Regions from separate parts of the Homo sapiens genome. Here region 1 is linked to region 2. Evidence: read pairs that join two places in POLR2A ChIA-PET (ENCODE). Cell type or tissue: OCI-LY7. All regions are shown on one strand. Region 1 overlaps XPA (XPA, DNA damage recognition and repair factor). Region 2 overlaps TRIM14 (tripartite motif containing 14).

Region 1 (2,500 bases), 430 kb after region 2:
GGTGGATCACTGGTGAGAATAGAAGTGTAAAGTGTTGCTTTTTATTAAAATATGATTTACTTGGTTGCTTTCAAAGAACCCAATATAATTTTCTTTGTAAAATGATTTTGACACGAAGTAGCAGAAAAAGCTCCAAACATTAGAATATGACCAGTGTCCTGGCTTCACAGTTAAACTATCTTTGCTCAGTTTCCCTACTTGCAAAATAAAGTGAAGTAAAATCAAAACTCTGTGGTTCTTTCCAGCTCTTAACATTCTGTGATTCTTATTTTTAGCCCTCTCCTAAAATAATGCTGTCATCTTATAAGAACTTCAACAGACTTGAGGTCTTATTGCACAAGCACTTTTTCTAAGATGAAAACATACCAGCATAGTGGTAGAGTTCTCTACTTTCTAGTTTTCTTGCAAAGCTTGACTTGATGCTTATTGACGTAGCTCCTAACAGGAACTTAAAAACACTCCTTTTTCTTAATTATTTCAGCTGACTCCTTTTCCTACTGTGGCATTCTGTTATCTGAAGTCAAACGTACCTGAATGTGTCCTATTGTGTTACTCAACTCACTTCTGAATATGGTTCTGTTTTGCATACCACCAACCCACATAACCATTTCTGAATCTCTTGTTTCACACTGCTCCAGTGACAACTTGATTCACAGGCCGAACTAGTGAGGTAAGAAAGTAAGTTTGCCAAGTTTGTATAATCAACTTTGTTATAAAATTAAGGTAAACTATATATGGTTTAAATACACATAGACACACACACATGTACATGGCTGAAAGCTTGATGGAGTTGGATTTTTGGATTCACCTGAATAGCACCACTGAAAAGATGACTTTAAAATTTTTTTTTCAGAATTGCGGCGAGCAGTAAGAAGCAGCGTGTGGAAAAGGGAGACGATTGTTCATCAACATGAGTATGGACCAGAAGAAAACCTAGAAGATGACATGTACCGTAAGACTTGTACTATGTGTGGCCATGAACTGACATATGAAAAAATGTGATTTTTTAGTTCAGTGACCTGTTTTATAGAATTTTATATTTAAATAAAGGAAATTTAGATTGGTCCTTTTCAAAATTCAAAAAAAAAAGCAACATCTTCATAGATGAATGAAACCCTTGTATAAGTAATACTTCAGTAATAATTATGTATGTTATGGCTTAAAAGCAAGTTTCAGTGAAGGTCACCTGGCCTGGTTGTGTGCACAATGTCATGTCTGTGATTGCCTTCTTACAACAGAGATGGGAGCTGAGTGCTAGAGTAGGTGCAGAAGTGGTAGGTCAGCTACAAATTTGAGGACAAGATACCAAGGCAAACCCTAGATTGGGGTAGAGGGAAAAGGGTTCAACAAAGGCTGAACTGGATTCTTAACCAAGAAACAAATAATAGCAATGGTGGTGCACCACTGTACCCCAGGTTCTAGTCATGTGTTTTTTAGGACGATTTCTGTCTCCACGATGGTGGAAACAGTGGGGAACTACTGCTGGAAAAAGCCCTAATAGCAGAAATAAACATTGAGTTGTACGAGTCTGATCATGTTTTCTGTACTCTTGGGGCCTCTATTGTGGGACTTAACATTAGTCTAGATAGCTTTTTAAATGCTGGATTAAAATGGAAAAGAGCTGTTTTCATGGTTGACTATCTGATTGTTGATCAAAGAAGGCACTGATGTTTATTTTAAGTAGTGCTAACATTTACTGAGCATTTACCAACCAGGTGCCAGGCATGCACCTAAGTGCCTTAGGAGTATGTTCATTTAGTCCCAGGCTTGCTTCCATGCTGCTTTCAGACTTCTAAGGAAAGGAAGGTGAAGTCTCACATCACCGCAGGCATCTGCATCAACTTTAGTGAAATTTTCCTGTAGCTTGTCAAAAGAATTATTGGGTCTATGCATTATTTTTTGACAAAAACAAATTCCAGTTAGTTAAAATAACCTGATATTTTCAAATTGTTTGACATGACATTTTATCCTACTGTACAAATAGAATAGGAAGTTTAAACATTTCCATTTTTTTTTCTTTAATGGAGATTATGCTTGGAGAAAGGCTAAGTCAAAACAAGTCATGTCCAAATAATTCAGACTACACAGAAATGTTTGTGTATTTTTCAAGTTTGATTTTTTTTTAAACACCTTCACACTCAATGACTAATACGTGCTATGCTAAATATTACAGCTTAGTAAAAATTGATTCTGAATGGGCAGCAAGATGTCTCTGGGGAAAAAAGCTTTCAGCTTGATGACAACAGATGATGACAACAGAATAACTAGGGGTTCAGGTTGTTGTAAGAGCATTATGGGGGCGGGGAAGGAGCTCTTGGGCCAACTGGATCTAGGTTCAAATTCCACTTACTAGCTGTGGACCGTGGGTAAATTACTCCAAAACCTGTTTTTATCTGTAAAGAGGGCATAATCATCTCAAAGGACTGTTTGAAGTAGTTAATAGGGTGAACCTATAGCACCTGGCACATAATAACCACTAGTTAATGAGCATGTATTACCA
Region 2 (2,500 bases):
GGGGGGCCTGTTATTTGGAAAGTGACAGTATTACGACTTTTTTCCTAACTCCCTCCTGTACAGAAACTCAGCCAAGAATGTTTAAAGCAGCTGGCAATCAAGAAGCAGCAGCACATTGACAACATAACCCAGATAGAAGATGCCACCGAGAAGCTCAAGGCAAGTGGACATTTCTTCCTCATACCCATGGAAAGACCCACATTTCCCCCCAGACAAAAGGGACCCCCAATATGGAGCCAATGAAAATAAAAACCAACTGCGAAGGGGCAGATGGTGGGGCCTGGAGCTTCTATAATTCAGGGTTCTTTAGAAAAAGAACACAAAATTACAGACAAAATTAGGTGCAAGACCATGAAGGGGCTCTGCAAGTGAGGGGCCCTGAGCTCCGGTTTCCTTTGCTTTGTGGCAAATCTCTGGTTCCTTAGTGTCATCTGCCAGTCTCTTGGAGGAATTAGCCCATTATCCCAAATTGCCTTAAACAAAGCAAAACACAGCTTAAGGAATATGCAGATATCTCTTTAATTCCACTGCCATGCTGAAAGAAAGCAAGTAGGGTAAGATCTGTTCCACAAATAGGTACTTTCTTCACTCTCCTTTCATAATGATGTTTGAGTGGATTCTCTGTGGATTTTGAATGGGAACTTGAGGCTGATGTTATTCTAAGTAACCATTTTGACATGACAAAGTTGTTGTGTTTTTAGGGCCTCAGGGGCTGGTCATTTCCCCTTGCATCCTCCGTTGCTCCCTCCCCCTTTCATCCTGTTGCTCCCTCCCCCTTTCATCCTCTGTTGCTCCCTCCTCCCCTTCATCCTCTGTTGCTCCCTCCTCGCAGTGAGGGCTGGGGTGGGAGGCCCTCCTGGGGCCTGCCCCACTGAGAGCTGGAAGAACCCCTGCTCTGCACTTTGGGAGGCCAAGGCTGGAGGATCACTTGAGCCCAGGAGTTCGAGACCAGCCTAGGCAAGATAGTGAGACTCCCATCTCTACTAAAAATAAATAAAATAAAATAGCCAGGTATGGTGGTGCACGCCTGCAGTCCCAGCTGTTTCAGAGGCTGGGGTGGGAAGATCGCTTGAGCCCTGAAGCTTGAGACTGCAGTGACCTAGGATCACGTCACTGTGCTCCAGCCTGGGCAACAGAGCAAAACCCTATCAAAAAAAAAAAAAAAAAAGGAACCCCTGACTGATTCACACAAGAGGAGGAGTGGCTGTGACCATGGGAGAAGCTGGCACCCAGTTTCTCCTGTGACCAGGCCAGGCCACAGAATTGGCTCCCACATTTGCCTAAAGTCCATTCTCTGTCAGTTGTCTTCATGACAGTTTGCCAGTACCCTGAAGACGTTTGTAGTTCACACCTGTGGTCCCAGCTTAATAGTGTCTCTCATGTCTTCACAAGCAGAACTCTGGGCTAGGAGATAGACAGTACCAAAGGATTTAGAAAGTGAAAGCTGTCACGTTGGAAGGGTTGTGGGGAGGCCTGAAGATCAGGCTCCCTGTCTGCAAATGCCTGAGCAGATATGGTTTGAGGGCCCCCAAGAATTAGGACCCATGTGGAGGGTCTAGTCTTCCCCAGGCCACACTGGAAGAATTGTCTTGGGCCACACATAAAATACACTAACACTAACAATAGCTGATGAGCTAAAGAAAAAAAAAATATCCAAAAAACTCATGATGTTTTAAGAAAGTTTACAAATTTGTGTTGTGCCACATTCAAAGCTGTGCTGGGCCACATGCGGCCCACAGGCTGCAGGTTGGATAAGCTTGGCCTGAGGGATGGCCTGGGGTAGGTTTCAGCTTAATCTAAGCCATGGTTCTCTTTCTCTTGACCCTTTCCCCAACTAACTTTTTAACTTTTTATAGATTTAGAGGAAGTTGCAAAAATAGTAGAGTTTTGTGTACCTTGACCTAGTTTGCCCCAAGGGTTACTTGTTACATAACTATAGCACACTATCCAAAAAAAAAAAAAAAAAGGATGGTATGTGTGTATAGTTTTATGTCAACTTATCACATGTATAGATTTGCATAACCACCACTGCAATCAAAATGCAGGCTATTCCATCACTGCCAAGTTCTACCTTCTTCTAGGCCAAGCGAGGTGGCTCATGCCTGTAATCCCAGCACTTTGGTAGGCTGAGGCAGGCAGATCATTTGAGGTCAGGAGTTCGAGACCAGCCTGGCCATCATGTTGAAACCCCATCTCTACTAAAAAAAAAATACAAAAAAATGCCGGGAATGGTGGCGCCTATAATCCAAGCTACTCAGAAGGCTGAGGTGGGAGGATCGCTTGAACCCAGGAGGTGGAGGTTGCAGTGAGCCAAGATCATGCCTCTGTACTCCAGCCTGGATGACAGAGCGAGACTCCATCTTAAAAAAAAAAATCTACCTACACCTTTATGGTCACCTCCCTACCCACTGTATCCCCCCGACCAATCCCTAACCCCTGGCAATTATTAATTTGTTTGATAATTGTTGCATTTGAAAATGTCATAAAAATGGAAAATGAT

Evidence for each region. Peaks named below come from ENCODE experiments on the same cell type or tissue, not always from the same donor. Only the 100,000 strongest peaks of a DNase experiment are listed, where the experiment ranks them.
Region 1: POLR2A ChIA-PET joins it to region 2 with 7 read pairs; 2 of 35 experiments call an interaction of 5 or more read pairs at or near these places.

Annotation. Positions count from the first base shown.
Region 1 is chr9:97,673,941-97,676,440 of GRCh38, reverse strand. XPA (XPA, DNA damage recognition and repair factor) reads left to right here. Exons shown (of 6, transcript NM_000380.4): 6 at 854-1,532. The coding sequence ends at 1,002. Among named protein-coding and RNA genes, the nearest start is that of XPA, 22 kb to the left of the region's middle. RefSeq lists an enhancer at 639-708. In OCI-LY7, no CTCF peak of the experiment used is centred here; no DNase peak of the experiment used is centred here.
Region 2 is chr9:98,107,548-98,110,047 of GRCh38, reverse strand. It overlaps TRIM14 (tripartite motif containing 14), which reads left to right. Exons shown (of 6, transcript NM_014788.4): 2 at 64-159. Among named protein-coding and RNA genes, the nearest start is that of TRIM14, 10 kb to the left of the region's middle. In OCI-LY7, no CTCF peak of the experiment used is centred here; DNase peaks (open chromatin) are centred at 757, 1,387 and 1,877; H3K4me3 peaks cover 2,027 bases; H3K27ac peaks cover 2,500 bases.